2 separate regions of the Homo sapiens genome follow, and region 1 is linked to region 2. A link is a loop called in an ENCODE intact Hi-C map of the cell type or tissue named here. Cell type or tissue: breast epithelium. All regions are shown on one strand. Links, peaks and the distances in the headings refer to the core of each region. The heading gives the core; the rest is flanking DNA.

Region 1 (8,307 bases), core at 1-8,000, 170 kb before region 2:
ATCTTCATTTAAAAGGCTTTCAGAGAGAGACTCAGTCCTAATGTTTTCATACTTGATTTTATTTATTTTCATTTTTTATTTTTTTAAATAATGAGAAATTTCTAAAGTTCCTTCTTTTTTTTCCTCTCTTTTACATTTATGCTTGGCAAAACTTCTCTGAACATACTTGATTTTAAAATAAATTTTACGTCCATAACCCAACATTTGCTAAACCCTAAGTGACAGAGAAGTCAGGTTACTTAATCATATTTGGAAACAGTTTATTAATTACAGATTAAAATGAAATTCACTGAATATTTTTGTCCTCTATCAGCATAGAACCAAGTGAGATGGCCAAGTTGTTGACTCTGGCAACTATAATTTTGGGGGTTTCTAGAGGAAAACTGGGTATCTTCCATAGACTTCCATGGGTGTGCCCCAGAAAGGTGTCAGGTCTCAGTGACCGCAAGACCCTCATCCCCAAGAGAGCTCTGCTTTCAGGGCATTGACAGTATTGCCTAAGAACCACGACACATTGCTGGGCAGAGTAACCTGCATCTCATTCAACAGTCCACTTCATAGATGAGGAAAGGGGACACTGGCCCATTTGCTAAGCTGGAGTTACCGTCACCTGGCTGGGATAGGATACCCTCTGAGTGTCTGGCCTATGAGTCACTGCACTTATCTACAAAATACGTTACCCATGCCAGTTGCCTAATGAGCTAAGGTGGCTTTGAGAGCAAGGAAATGCACCACCCTCACCGTCCTAACTTAGCAGAACCATAGGTCCACTGAGCTGAAAGGAATCTTCTCCCCACTCAACCTTTCCACACGCCAGTAGAGCCTCAGAAGATGGGATGTGGAACCTCCAAAGCTTAGTTTGTATTTCTTCCAACAGGGAATGTACATTTAAACTAATTAAAAGTGAGATTATTAACTCAAGACTTCCACCAACTTGCTAAAGGTGTCAATATGCAAAGTCATTTCATTTAGGAAGCAGTTATTAGTTTGGAGTTACCAAAGCCAGAGGGTTCTCTTTGGTGACCTATTATTTGAGCTATTTCAGCTGTAACTGGCATTTCTCCTGAAAGACAGTAGGGAGTGAATGAGGAAGACAAAATGCGAGACTCTACCTGGGATATTGCTAGTGATGAACTGCTGAGTGGAAGGAGAATTTCGTTTTATTTATCTATTTGCTCAATTGTTCATACACTCAAAAGATTTTAGCACATACTGTGTGCATTGTGCTAAGCAACTGGGACATAAAAATAGGATCCCTGCCCTCAGTGAGCTTAATGTCTAACAATAGAGGCAAACAAGTCAAAAGAAGCTTGCTATCAGGGTATAAGTGCTGTGAAATTATTGGCAGCTTTGGATTTAAATGGTCTGATTAGATCAATTGTCAATTTATTTCTATTTCTGGTGGTCACAGATCATCAGAATTCATCTATCTGTACATATAAAGACATTTTAATTGCTCATCCCTTTTAAGGAAAACATGGTATCCTAATAAAGGAAGTGTGAAGGGACTCTTAGCAAGCATCAGGAACAATATTGGCTCCAGTCATGGATAAAAAGAAAGCTTCCTGGAAAGTTTACCACTAAGGCTTATTCTTGGGGCATGATAGGTGAGCTCTTCTTCTAGATCTTGGGTGGTTTCCAAGAAAACCATTTCTAATTAAGATAATTTTCAGGTACTCTCAATAAATGCTCCCAAAGAAATTATGTTTATCTTAATTTTATTGGATTTTCTGACAGCCAAAAAAAAACCACAATAAATAGTCCATATTAGTGAATACTGAATTGGAATTTGTTCTTCTTTTTGCTCCTTTATATACTCATTTTAAAGACATTAAGCTTAATTCCTTATTTGTGGTCACAATTTCTGTGATATGCCTTATGCTTGGAATTTCATTACATACTTTCTCTCTTTACGTTCAGGAAAAATCCCCGAAATAGTGTTGTTGTTTTTTTAAACGATGTGAAAAGACAACTAAACGTAGTGAGATTTTGCCCCTTTTGCTTTGCCCGTCCTTTTCCGTAAACCCACGTGCTGACTGTCTTTGGCCACACCCAGCACAGCAAAGACTGTTCAGACTATTTTTCATGCATTCAGAAGTAGAAGAATGAAGTGGAAGCCCATTAAATAAAAAAGGAACTATGTTCACATCCTCTGACTTACCATTTACCTGGAATTTCATTCTGTTTCTCACATGTGGGGCAAATAGTTTCTCAGAAGTGGCAATTTAATAGTGGGTGGGAGAAGTATGAACTCTCTGAGGCAGCTTCCAGGGCTGCTGGCTGTGAAGGGGAAGGGGAGGAAAGAGGCTTTAGGGCTGTAGCTTCAGGATGAAGGCAACGTTCGGGTCAACCAGAGATGTGTGCGGCCTTGGGGACCTTCAGGGAGCTGCCAGGAGAGTGCTCCTTTGATATGGGGGACCAGGATGAGTTTACTTTGTATGACGTGGAGTTGGTAACCAGTAACTTAGCCAGAAATACTCTACCTTTTTTGCTCCAAGGATCTGTGCTTATTAAATAAGCAGAGCTGGTCTAAGACTAGCAGCATTCTCTAGAATGCTCTGCTTTTATTTCTGATTACACTGAATTAGGTTGTGTTGCATTTTCTCAGCGTTTTATGTTTGCTGATATATTTTCACTAGTAAAAGCTATTACATTGAATTCAAATAAGTAAAAATTATCAACAAATAGGCTGTTAAGCTACAGTGTGATTTAATCAAGCAAATGGATCAGACACAAATATATTCCATATGAAATACTGTTAATCACATCTGACTTGCAGCTGCGTGAGAAGCCTTGCCTGCTAACTGCTTAGCTAGGGGAAAATAATGGTGCAGCTACAAGGAAGCCGGAGGCACCTGCATATCAGGGCGTGGAGGACAAATGTGCGTAACCATACACCTAGGATTTATTACCAAGCAGGCCAGAAGCAGTGTTTCCGACCAGCCAAGATGTGTACCTGTTGTTATGCAGTCATTTGCATATGTTATGCAGTCATTTGCATGCGTTCCTGGAGATCAGTCAGAGGGTGTTCCCAAGAATGCTACTGATATGAGAGCCCTACCTGATTCCATTCGGCGAATGCTCCCTAGCCAGTCTTCCTCTATGAGCCTTGGTGTGCAAAGCTCCCCAGGCTGGGTGGTTTGCCCTTGCCTTGCCCCGTGGAGGTAGGATTCTGCAGGCATGGAGCAGGTGGTGTCCCTGTTTCCCTCCTGCCCCTGCTCGGTGCCAGTCTCCTGCCGTGGGAAGTGCCTGACCTTGCCGGCTGCCCCTTCTCCCAGCCACCTCACACTGCCCTAGTGTTCTTGCTGTCTCCCTTGCCAAACCACTGAATCCTTCTGAGCACCTGTCTCCCCAGCTACAAAATAGGGGTAACCCTGTAATAAGGGTTATCTGCAATTTATTAAATGCTTCATCAGTGAAATGTGCCTTGTCAGGACAGCTTGCACTTGGCATCCGTGGTGTTGCACAAAGCTGACTTTGGTGAGACCATATCTGTAAAGGTTCTTGCACTACATTATGGGGGAAAAATGTTTTTTCTCTCCTGCCAGCCTCTTTCCTTGCCCCTTTGAATACACATCTGTTTCTAATTAGTATTATCACCATGAAACTAGCTTTTCCTAGGTTATAGCTATGTTAAGTTTATATACAATGATGGTTTAATCTTTGATGCTGTCATTTTAAACATAATTCGTGGTAATAGCCCCTCTTGGAAAACAGACTTGTTTTCCACGCTGTTTCTGGCATCAGCCCACAAGGAATGGCTGAGTGGGGACTGTTGGGAGAAAGGAGAAGGCACTGGTAGAAATTATCTAGCCTTTTAGAGAAAAGAATTGTTTCTTCTTTCAGTTATTCTGTCTTCTGTATGAAATTAGCAAGATTTTTAAAAAATGAATCAAAGATTAGTACTTAGGTATTGGCCAGTGTATTTCCTCCTGTTGCCAAAGAAAAGAAAGGCTTGAATGAGATTGACAAATAAGAAAAACAGGCCTCATACCTGTGGAATGATTCGTATGCTGTAGTTTCACAATCTGAATTTTCAGATGGACATTAGCCAGAATGCAAGCCTGGGGCCTGCTGTGGAGAGCAGTCTCTGCACTCGAAGTGCACGGTAACATTCTTTGCACCAAGACATCTTGGCCACACATCCTGCCAAGGGCCTGTGGGCTTGCAGCTTTTACTCATTAAACTGTGAGGCCAAATTTATAACAGGAGGAGTGGGGGGATTTTACTTTGAATGACTTTGTTTTGGAATGGTTATGGTAGAAATGCCCTAGCGACTACTTAAGAAGCTCGCACAGGTCCCAATTTTAATGCTCTCAGCCCAGGATAATTGCAACTAGTTCTCTAGAACTAAGGTCAGATATCATATTAGCTTCCAAATAGTTTTACATCCATAATATCATGTGGACAATCTTTCTGAGGGTGAAAAACCAAGGAAGCCTCTTGTTCTGAACTGTGGGTAAAACACAAGAGGAGCAGAGAAGATGGCTTTGAGAGGACTCTGTGTGAGAAAAGCTGGGAGCCGGGCAAGGCTGGGAGGAGGCAGGAAGCCCAGGGGGCTCTGCAGGCCCTCCACGAGCCTTAAGACTTCAGGCCACATGGCCGTCAGCTCCTGCAGGCACCTGGGGCCCTGGGCTCTCTGTCACAGGGTCAAGCCCTGGAGAGACTGCTGCGTTCTACACTATGCTTGCAAAGGTGCTACGAGAAGCCCTCTTGCCTGTAACTTGTTAAAGCAACTCTGTTGATTGGTTGACTTTGAACATAGCGAAGGAAAGAAACACAGACAAACAAAACAACTTTCAAAAGAGCATTTATTTTTAGAACACCTTTGACTTCTTGAATTCTTCTTGGTTTCTCATCACTTCAGGGACTGAACAGACGGGCTGCGGGAATCAAAGTGGTGACTATAGCTGACTGCCTTCATTCCAGAGAACCCGAGACACAGCATGAGGTTGGGTCTGTCTCTTATTTCTAGATCTTAACAAAGAAAACGCATGGATCATGATGTGTGACTCAGTCAAGTCCTTGTAGAGTACAACCCAACAAAGAAGTGAAAAAACTTTGCTGATGGCATCGATGGGAGCCCATACGCACAGGGCTCGTGCGCGAATCTGATGGCATCGATGGGAGCCCATATGCACAGGGCTGGTGCGCGAATCTGATGGCATCGATTGGAGCCCATACGCACAGGGCTTGTGGGCGAATCTGATGGCGTCAATCGGAGTCCATATGCACAGGGCTCTTGCGCGCAGCGTCCAGTGTGTCTCTCAGGGTTGTAAGCGTCTAGACCTCTGTCCTGATGTCTTCCTGAGCGCGTCGTACTGCGGTGTCAAGGCTCATGACAGCAGAACAACAACTGATGGAGGGAAGGGAGTGTGACCTGCTAAAATGAGCTGGCCACAATCACTCTGTGTGCGTGAGGCAGGAGAAGAGATGTACGTCTGAGACGCTCGTCCTACCCTCCCGAAGCTTGGATGTAACGGAGGTGATGGGCATTTGCCCGAATTGCCATGGGAGTTATAGAGTAGTGCCCGTGTTTTCATTTTACTATCTCCACCTCCCACTCAGCCAAGGCCTCTCACTGCCTGTGAGCCTGATCTTCTAGTGATGGTCAATCTTTTCCTTGGTCTCACCCCTGCCCACGCTGACCTCCCTCCAGGTCACCTCTCTACCCCAGTGATCTTCCCTTCCCTGAACTGTCTGCCCCTCAGTCCATTCTCAGGCCCTACCCATACCCCTTCCACACCCAGGCCTCCTGCTTTGCATGGCCCTGAGCTTCTCAGGGGCTTGGACTCAGGGCTGTCTCTTAGGGAGACTCTGGCCCAGGGACACTTGGATCCAGACAGGATTCGGGAAGAGAAGTTACTGTCCGTATGTGACTGTGGGTATAGTGGAGCTCACTGCATCTGAGTCCTAGCCTAGAGGTGGTGGTTCGTGTTCAGATCACAGAAGAGAGGAGTGTGCTGCACAGAAAGCACATTGAAGGTTTCTTCCCTGTGATGTGGCTTGGCCACCCATGGTGGGAACATTCTGGAGTTTCAAGGCTTGGTCACCCACAGTGGTATATTCTGGAGTTTTAAGAAGTGTCCTGAATCACAGGTCCCCTTGCATGGCCAGGCTCCGAGTCTGCAGAGCTTCACGTTCTCTCAGCCATCCGGGACAGAGCACACGGGTTCTCCCCAATGGTGTCATCAGCCTGGACCCCATAATACTTCTTTGCTGTGTGTGAATTTACAGAAAACCTCGGGCTGATTTGTGGTCTGTGCCGCTAAAAATGCTGGTGAAGCTTGTGCAGAAGGAAGGTGCCGCAGGCTGGACTTGGCGTTTGCTCGGCAGCCACAGACAGCTGTGGCTGTTGCGGGACCGTTGCCCCCGAGCCATGCGTGGCCATTCTCCATGTAATTCGCAGCTTCTAGGTTAATATGTACAAAGTCCTTGGAGGTCATTTAGGACATTTTATCTTAGGAATTAGCCATGGACTGACTATTCACTACGTGCCTAAATTATCAGTAGGACTTGGGTGTAGAGGGTTAAAATGCAGACAAAAAGTGGTGCTTACCTGACGCCAATGGAGGAGGAGGTCATTAAAACCGTCGCGTAAGTCAAATTACTCAGAAGCCACGAGAGAACCACATAACAGCATGAGGTGGTGCTGGCATTGGGTTTCTTACTAACTACTGTTTGGCCTTGAAAAATTTTCTGTAGAAAAAATGTCTAATCTAGGCTCACAATATAGCTGATCTAGTGTTATCTTACAATAACATTTTTGGGAAAAAATCCCCGAACAACTTTGATTACTTAAAAATTTTTAAAAGCAACAAAATATCTTAAAAGATTGAGAAACTATCAACATTTTTTAAAATGCACAGATTTCCACATGTATTAATGCTGGTAATTTTTAAGAAATAGAAAAACAGGAAAAGTCAATAAGGATGTTTGTTTTAAAAGCTGTTGCTTCTAGAATAGGTTTTATTCTAGGAAGATGGCCTTCGTGACATTGCTGATAGAGATTTATAGTGAGATTTAAAGTCTTTGACTCCTGACGCTGAGTTTCTGTGATGAATGACTTCCCTCTGCACATTCCAGCCTGTGACTGCCTTCGGCCCACGATGGAGCGGGCGCCCGGCACCTTCTGTCAGGCAGAGCCGGGCTTCTGTCAAGGGCTCTCCTGTACCTGGACCCATGAACCTTCTGGGCTCAGTTCTTTCTCCCACATTCATTTGTTCCTCTTCCTCTTGGGTGTTAGGGGCCTTGGCGCACCTTAGATTAGGAGAGTCAGGCACCTGTTGTCAGGGGCCTTGGTGGCTCTGGGCTAGGTCAGCACTGTGGCTCCTGCTGGGCAGCCCCCCATGGGCACCACAGTGGGCTCACTGCCCCTGTGTGAGCCCAGGTCTCTAGGGCAAAAATCCTGCCACACCCACATGTGGCCATCAGGCCCTGCTCCCCAGCTGGCCTGACACCCACATGCAGCTCAGAGCTGTGGGCCTGGGCTCTGGCCTGGCAGAGGGAGGATGGATGGGAAGGATGGACCTGCAGCTGAGAGCCTTTGGAGCCATTTTCCGGAGTCAGGGTCGGGGGTTCTGCATGTTCATCTCCCTCTCTTGAGCCTGGCTGTCCCTAGGCTGTAGAAGGTGCGCCATGCACCTACCGGAGCTGTCCGCAACTGTACCGTCATGTATGTGAACACGTGTTGCTGGACAGGAGCGACTCGGTTGACATGGCCTCAGGCAGGCATGAGAGCTGCTGCTGGTGAGCAGGGCGGGTCCCGTTAGTGGTGGTGGTGATTTCTCCTGCAGCTGGTGAGGGGAGCTGTTGCCTGTGATCCATGCGTCGGGGTTGGGGCTTTGGAGGTAGCCCCCATGTTGTGAATTCTGGCTCTGCTATGTGGCACTCATATGACTTTGGCAAGGTCACCAATGGGAACTTCTTGAGGCTCAATTTTCTTCTCTGTAAAATTAGTATAACATCTGCCTTACAGGGTCTGACCCGTAATAAATGAAACTCCAGAGTGCTGGGGGGCTCTCAGGTGGCATGGCAGGTCAGCCGGGGTGTGGTCTGACTGGCACCTTCTCCCCACTGAGGCTGCGTCCCTGCACCCACACACAGTGGGTGGCAGGGTACGGCAAGAGACACGGTAGAGGCCTAGCGCAGGGACTGCTGTTACAGGGATTGGGTGTCTAAAAAGCGTCGTCATTTAGGCTGAATTCCATTGAATGAGAATGACTGCAGTGAGGCCTGTGTATGCAGGGAGATGTCTCCCAAATGCAGCAGATCCATCCCCTTGTTCACAAAGGGCAAAGAGTGGGC
Region 2 (8,331 bases), core at 92-8,091:
GTAACTGTGTTTGCCTGCAGTGGGTTGGGGGTAAGAGGGCACTTGGATGATGGGTGACTCTGGTGTTCCCTGTGGCCTCAGTCACCCGGGGGTTGGGTGCTTAGGATGGGTGGACTTTAATCACCAATTCTTCCCTCACACTTCCCATTGTTCTGAGTGTCTGCCATGGTGGTCCCTCGTGGTTATCCCCCATGGCGGTCCCCATGATGATCTCACGTGGTGCTCCTTCATGTGGTTCCTGTGATGGTCTCACATTGTGGGCCCCCATGGTGGTCTCCAGTGGTGGTCCCTGTGACGGTCCCCATGGATACTCCCATGGTGGCCTCCTGTGGTGGTCCCTGTGGTGGTCCCCATGGTGGTGTCCTGTGGTGGTCCCCATGGTGTTCCCTGGGGTGGTCCCTTGTGGTGGTCCCTGTGGTGGTCCCTGTGGTGGTCCCCATGGTGGTCTCCCAGGGTGGTCCCTGGGGTGGTCCCTGTGGTGGTCTCCCATGGATATTCCCCATGGTGGCCTCCTGTGTTGGTCCTCATGGTGGTCCCTTGGGTGGTCCCCTGTGGTGGTCCCCATGGTGTTCCCTGGGGTGGTCCCTCTGGTGGTCCCCATGGTGGTCTCCCAGGGTGGTCCCTGGGGTGGTAGCCATGGTGGTCCTCATGGTGGTTCCTGTGGTGGTCCCCATGGTGGTCCCTGTGGTGGTCCCTGTGGTGATCTCCTGTGGTGGTCCCTGTCGTGGTCCCCATGCTGGTGCCTAGGGTGGCCTCCCATGGTGGTCCCTGTGGTGGTCCCCCTGGTGGTCCCTATGGTGGTCCCCGTGGTGGTTCCCTGGTGGTACCCGTGATGGTCTCCTATGGTGGTCCCTGTGGTGGTTCCCGTGGTGGTTCCTGTGGTGGTCCCTAGGGTAGCCTCCCATGGTGATCCCTGTTGTGGTGGTCCCCATGGTGGTCTCCCTGGTGGTCCCTGTGGTGGTTCCCATGGTGGTCCCTGTGTTGGTCTCCATGTTGGTCCCCATGGTGGTTCCCCGGTGGTACCCATGATGGTCTCCTACGGTGGTCCCTGTGGTGGTTCCCATGGTGGCTCCTGTGGTGGTCCCTTAGGTGACATCCATGGTGGTTCCCATGGCGGTCCCTGTGGTGGTCTCCATGGTGGTCCCTGTAGTGGTTCCTGTGGTGGTCCCTGTGGTAGTCTGTCATGGTGGTTCCCATGGTGGTCCTCGTGGTTGTCCCATGGTGGTCCGCGTGGTGGTTCCCATGGTGGTCCTCGTGGTTGTCCCGTGGTGGTCCCTGTGGTGGTTCCCATGGTGGTCCCCGTGGTGGCTCCCATGGTGGTCCCTGTAATGGTCTCCGTGGTGGTATTCCATGGTGTTCTGAGCCCTTGCTCCTACCCTACTTGGCATTCGTCTTAAAGAGGGAAGGTAAAGCCCTGGGAAGAATGTCACCATGGTGTCTATGGCCAGAGACTGGAGCATCTTCACTGTGTGGAGCCCAGCCAGGACCCTAGGGTAGCAGTTTAATTTGTGGGCATCATTTTCCCATGATGAAATGGAATCTTTGGGAGGTCTTTGGAAGGTGGTATTTTCATAATGAGTTTCCCACCTAATAAATGTAACCAGAATACAGAGAATTCTAAGGGGTTAAACTTAATTCTAATTATGATTAAACTTATTTAAGAATGAAATCCGGGTAAGTTGAATGGCATTGGATTTCCATCCTATTTCCTTCCCTGGCCTTTGGAGAAATACAGGTGTGTAAAGTAGACGTTGTCATGACAGTGCAGGCTGCCATGGTGGCTTTCTGTCTTAGTTAAGAGCGGGTGGGTGGGGCTGCTGCATGCAGGTCAGAGCAGGCTGTGACTTGGACACCATGGAGTCAGATTTCCGATGAGATGTTTCCATCCAGAGTCTTGCTCTGCACACAGGCATTGGAGCCACGCACCCAGCAGCTGCCAGCACTTCCTTTTCACTTTCACATTCTCCTGCTCTCAGATCTTTGCGAGAAACATACCAGCCAGTGGACACAGAACGGCCTGGTGTCTCAAAGTTAAGAGTCATAGCCCAAGGAATCAGAGAAGCTGGCATTTAGGTCAAGAACATCACTAAGTAGCTCTGCAGCCTTGGGCAGGGGGACCCATGAGCTCCCAGGCCTCCACACACTCAGTTCACAGTCGGTGCCTCTCTTCGCCCCACATTCTGTGTGCGTGTAGCTGCACCGTCCCCTCGTGTGAGGGTTCCGACAACTCTTCTTCTCTTGGTCCCTCTGCAGCAGTTACACGGGAACAACATCCACTTCACCGATGGCTACGAGATCAAGGAGGACATCGGGGTGGGCTCCTACTCAGTGTGCAAGCGATGTGTGCATAAAGCCACAGACACCGAGTATGCCGTGAAGGTAAGGCAGGCCTGCTGAGTGAGCAGGGCCCTGTGTGAGTGCAGCGCGTGGGAGCACGTGTGGTATGTGGGAGCACGGAGCATAGGAGCATAGCAGGGCCCTGTGTGAGTGCAGCGTGTGGGAGCATGTACAGCACATGGGAGCACGGAGCATAGGAGCACAGCATATGTGCTCACGTGCTCAGCTGTGCAGTGACTCCAGCAGGGACACCTGAGCCTGAGTGAACATTCTCTCCATTTGCCATTTTCCAAGCTCTGATATGATGGAGTTCAGTTTGCTTTGATATGAGGTCACCCATTAAAAGGTAGTTTTGCAAATCATGAATATTTTCAGTCATATGTACCACGCAGGGACTGAGCACCTTTCGTAGCTTGGTGTATGACATACACCAAGAGCAAAAGTTTTGGGCCCCCAGTATTTTGAGAAAACAGAGTTGGGGGACAGGTATAGAATTTGGCAAGGAAAGGAAGGAAAGAAAAAAGGGAGGAAGAAAATACTCAAAGAAATAAATAAGCTTGTATTACTTACAACAAACTTTGGCAGAGAGCTAATGGTTTTACTCCCAACCGTCAAGAACAGTATAGAGAAACAATTCTTTGTAACCCAATTTGGCAATCTCTACATAGTAACTTTAGCTTTCGTAATTGTTGCTGCTTAAATATTTGATCTGGGAATCCAGAATACCAGTTTCTAGAGATTTTTGGTTAGTAAAATGTGGATTAAAGGTAAAGCTTCCTGCTAAAATCAGAATGAAATTTATGTTAAAAAAAGATACATTGTACATCCTCTCCAAAAGACAGCAAGAGACACTTGAAACTCTGCCCCTTTCCAGTGGAGCCAAACCCCAGGCTGTCGCAGAGCGAGGTCCCAGCCTGTGTTGCCATCATGACCAGGACCCTCCCGGCTTATTCCCAGACACGTCTGTAGCACACGGTGCTACGCTTGCCCTTCAAAGAACATCTGCCCAGCCAGCAAGTCGTGTAAAAAGAGTAATTTTCATCAACTGTGATTCTCCTACACTCTGAAGAGATTGTTCAAAATAATGACAATGTTGAGATGACCCAGTTCCATCCTCATTTGCCCAGAGCTCCACTGACATTTTGTGAAAACAGGTATTTCAAAAGGGTAGATCCTCAAGCATGGCCTGGGATCCTCAAGCATATTCACTGGGAACGTCTACCGTGTTTCTTGCACTGGGAAAACGCTTTGCTGTCATAGAAGACGCCAGCCGAAAAAAAATCTCAGGTCCCTTGATTTTGTTTGGGTCAAGAATTTATGGATTATTGACAAATTTATCTTGAATTTCTCAAACAAAAAAAGAAAGTTTAAATATGGAGAAATAATCAATTTGTGATTTGCTCTGATACCATCTCTGTGTTTAGTCTGCCCAGAGTCTTGAACACATCCAGGAAGGGTGAATGGAAGGAAATAGATCATGATTTACAGTTCCTGGAACTGTAATTGGGTGGAGACTGCAGCGAGGGTTACTGTCATGGTAGAATGTCCACCCGTGGTGTGAAGGGCAGGAGAAAACCAAGTTTTGTTATGAAGTGGTTGCCTCTGCAGCCTGGGGCGCGTAGGCTTCATGCGTTTCTAGGATTTGGATTGTTGAGATTGGTTTGTCCTGCTCCTCCATCCCATTGGGAGAGTTTTTTAAAGGAGCACTTAGATGGGCGCCTACCATCTGCATACCCAGGTGCCGTTCCTGTGTCCAGATGTTCCAGTGGTGAAGAGCAGACCTGTATTCTGCCTTAGACAAGAGAATTTCACTTGTACTTTGAAACGTATTTCACATGTGCTTCGTAAGCCTACATAGGCTCCTTGGAATTTTTTTCTGCCTGAGTCATTGCTCACAGGATTTCTTTAGATTATTTACCAGGTGACAGACAGCAATCCCAGAAACAATCACTGCTTCCCAGTGAGCTCAAAGAAACAAGCCTACGGTTTGGTCAGCCCAGCAGCCGCGGTGCCCTTCCAGAAACAGCCTGCGGATCAGCCCCCATTTTGTGCCTCTGCAAGTAAATCCCCCAGTGACGAGGCGATGGTGTGTTTTCTCCTAATATTCCCATATCCAGCTCTTATATGGACACTGTCTGAATTCAGCTTTGTTACACAGCTTAAACTCAGTCCGTCAGTCCTCAAAGATCTTGTTGAGGTCAAACTCTGTGGAATTTCAGCAACAGCTCTCGGGGAGAGAAGCCAGGCACTGTGGCTCTGGCCGATGGTAGAAGAAAGAGCCCGGTCTTCCTGTTTCTCTTTCACAAACCCTGAAGTTCCCTGGACAAAGTTGGCCAGCAGACATGGCAGGGATTTCCCTTGTCCCTTCTGAGACTACAGTGGGTAATAATGTGTAGTCTGGAAGATGCATAAATTAACCGAGCACGGGAAGGTGCAGCCCCATGAACGGCCCGGGACTTTTTAGAGAGATGTGGCTCGTGGTCCAGAAGGCTCCTGTGACCAGAGCCACTTCAGAAGCACGTTTCAGCCGGTCAAGGGAGCGGTGACAACAAGTTCAATTATCTGCAGGTAGACACGGTTGTTTGGATTTCCTTCCAAGATGGACGAATTGGCATTTCTGTGCAACGAGCTTGTTATTTAGAATGGGTCCACTTGTTACCAAAACTGCTTTGACCCAGTGCAGAGCACTGTGCGGTTTTGTTTTCAGCATTTCCAGGTGGAATGTAGTTGAAATACTTTTGGCCTTTGTCTGTATCTGCTGACTTGTTCATGAGAAGCAGCATCCCCACCTATTGATGGACTAAGAAACAGCAAAGTTCGGTGACTTCTAACATGACCCAGAACTAAGCATGTGGCAGCTGATTATCTGATGTGTGAGTTGGATCTCAGCTCAGCAGATGTCCAGCCGAGATTGTCACTAGAATCCGGCTTTACCACTCCCAGTTGCCGCTTGAGCCGTATACGATCCCACCTACCCCTGGCTCATGGATACAAACGGGGTCTGCTTCAGAAGCAGTCCCGTCACAGCCAGACAGGGCATCCTCCCATTCAATGGCAGGGATGACCCAGAAATGTCCCCACCGAGTAATGACAGAAAGAGAAATGCAGCAATCTTTAGTAAGCAATGAGGAGAGTGACCAGAATCGATGGATTCTGCCCAGGGCAGTCATATTCATTTGGGGTAACTGTGGCCCCCAGGGGACACTGGCAATGTCTGGAGACTTTCTGGTTTTTCCAGCTGGGACAGGGGCTCCTGGCATTGGTGAATACGGGTCAGGGAAGCTGGTTAGCATCCTGTGTGCACAGGACAGCCCCCACAACCTGCTGCCCCAACGAAAGGTTGAGAAGCCCAGCCTCAGCATCCTTGTGGGTGAGAGCAGGTCTCATGTAGATAAAGGCCAGGAGGTTGATATTTTGGAGATGGGGATGGAGTTTTTCTTCTTCATTGAGTTTCTGGTGAGTCCTTTAGCAACAGGATGATGACCGACCAACAGCTCAGTGTTCCCCACGTGCTGCGGGCAGCCCCCCACCCCCACCCCACTGTGACTGGGCCGTGACTTAAAGTGCAGGTCCTTCTAAGAGGAGAGTGGGGCCAGCTCTTCACCTCTATGACGGTCAGGTATGGAGGTTCATAGTGAGTATGGAATCATAGTACTTCTCACATTCTTAGAATATCATTATATTTTGCTTTAAGTTATTTCTGCATTTTTGCAGGTTTCTAATTTTGCCACCATAATTACCCTGAATAACGTAAACTACATTTAAGGTTCTACTGAAACCAGTTTACCTGAGTAAATCAAACGACAAGATTGTTCACTTTGCATTTATTTTCAGCTGCATTTTTAACTTGAGTCCCTGCTATATGCTGGGTACTCTGCCAAAGGTTGTGGGAAGTGACAGCTAGAATCGGTCCTAAAATTAGGACTAAAATTAAGACCAATTCTAGCTATCGCAGTCTCCAACACAGTGCCCAGCTTAGAGCAGGGGCTCAATTCACGTGGGCTGAATGACAACCTGGATTCCCAGGCTTGTCCCTCCCTCTCGACTTCGGCAAACAACACTAGAACGTCCAAGATCCTTCACTGGGGCAGTCCGGCCTCGGGCGGGAAGACACCGACCCTCTTCCTTCTCACGCGCACGGCACTGTTTCAGGCTGGACTTGATGCAGCGCATTCTGCCGGTGCCCCCAGCCAGTGCTCTGATGGTTGAATGAGAAAAGCTATTATGTTCCCTCAGCGCTTCCTCTTCCTTTTATCAGACACATTGTAGGTGAACAGATGTGCCCTACTTTCTAATAACTACAAGCCATTTTATTGGGACAAAACAGCTAAGTAATCTAATGGAAAACTAAAGTCCGCCTTTGTTTTTATAACCAACCCAGGGAGACTAGTGGTGGGCGATGAAGTTGTATAGGGCTTCAAAATAGCATGACGGATGGCTGCATTGCTGTCCGCACATTAGGGCACCCTTCATTTAAAATAAGATTAAAATAGAAGTGACTATTAAGTGTTGGAGGTAATCGTGATCCAGGAGGATTAAAAGGAAGGGGAGAGGTGTATTTGAAAGAAAAAATAATATTCCTATTCCATCAAAGATGCTGTATTCACTTTATAAGAATTGAGAGAGGGAATTATTTGTTTTTATTTTATTCTTAGGACTTTGTTGCTTAACATAATTAGGTACATATTCTAGATAGTGCTGATTTGTATAAATGGAAGGATTCCTGGCATTATATTGGTGGGGGAATATGTAAATATATACAGTTGGCCCTTGAACAACACGGGGTTGAATTGTGAGGATCCACGTATGCAGATTTTTTTCAGTAAATATACTGGAAAATTTTTTAGAGATTTGTTACAATTTGAAGAAACTCACAGACAAACCACATAGCCTAGAAATATTTAAAAAGTTAAGAAAATGGTATGTCAGGATGCATAAAATATACATAGATGCTAGTCTATTTTATCATTTTCTACTATAAAATATACACAGATTTATTATACAAACTTAAAATGTATCAAAATTTATGTGCTCAAGCATAGACCATACGTGGCGCCATTTGCAGTTGAGATAAATGTAAACAAACATAGATTCAGCATTAAATCATAGCTGCAGCAAATTAACTGTGGCGAATATGGCACTACCGTAAGAATTTCACAGCAGCCTTCCATTGCTGCTGTAGTAAGCTCAGGTGTTGGAAGGATCCGCTTTAAACGTCCTGTGACACTCCTCGTCTCCATGTGAGGAGTCTGTCTCTCCAGGGAATTGGGAATAGCAGTAAAAAATGGTATCTTGTGGTTCTCACATATTTTTCACCGTGTTTAGTGCAGTTCCATAAACCTTGAATAACACCATAGAACCACTAAGAAGTCCCGTGCCACTAGGGACGCTGTGAGTGCTCCCAAGAGGCAGAGAAAAGTCATCACATGACCAAAAAAAACAAAAGTTGAATTGCATGATACGTACCCCAGGTTGAGGTCTGCAGCTGTGAGTGCCCCCCTTTTCAGACAGACGATCCATCTTGTGAACAGATGGCATAAACTCACTATATCCATAAATACAGTCCCATACACTAAATGTATTTTCTCTTCCTTATGATTTGCTTAGTAACATTTTCTTTCCTCTAGATCGTATTATTACAGAATTATATACTGTATTCTTAATACAGTATATAATTGTATAATTATTCTTAATACAGTATATAATTATACAAATACAAAATATGTGTTAATGGACCGTTTATGTTACTGGTAAAGCTTTAAGTCAACAGTGGGACATTAGTTAGGTTTTGGCGAAGTCAAAAGTTATATGTGCATTTTCAACTTCTTGAGGGGTCGGTACCTCTAACCCCCATGTTGTTCAAGGGTCAACTGTCTACACATATCATAGCTAATTCACTACAGAAATGTTAGCTTGTGTCACTAGTATCTCCCCTTCTCATAAGCTTAATACACATACCTTGAGAGAGCTCTTGGCCATCTCTACTAATGACTG

The links. Hi-C counts contacts between places; a loop is a spot of excess contacts. Peaks named below come from ENCODE experiments on the same cell type or tissue, not always from the same donor. Only the 100,000 strongest peaks of a DNase experiment are listed, where the experiment ranks them.
Region 1: it touches region 2 in a loop (21-fold over the local background); 6 of 110 quality-filtered maps call a loop at or near these places.

Annotation. Positions count from the first base shown.
Region 1 is chr6:166,615,862-166,624,168 of GRCh38, reverse strand. All of the region lies in intron 1 of RPS6KA2 (ribosomal protein S6 kinase A2), which reads left to right. Among named protein-coding and RNA genes, the nearest start is that of RPS6KA2, 7.2 kb to the left of the region's middle. RefSeq lists enhancers at 2,722-3,222, 4,883-5,649. In breast epithelium, for the core only: no CTCF peak of the experiment used is centred there; a DNase peak (open chromatin) is centred at 4,098; H3K4me3 peaks cover 452 bases; H3K27ac peaks cover 5,191 bases.
Region 2 is chr6:166,442,772-166,451,102 of GRCh38, reverse strand. RPS6KA2 (ribosomal protein S6 kinase A2) reads left to right here. Exons shown (of 21, transcript NM_021135.6): 14 at 2,254-2,379. Among named protein-coding and RNA genes, the nearest start is that of RPS6KA2-IT1, 18 kb to the left of the region's middle. RefSeq lists an enhancer at 883-1,549. In breast epithelium, for the core only: no CTCF peak of the experiment used is centred there; no DNase peak of the experiment used is centred there.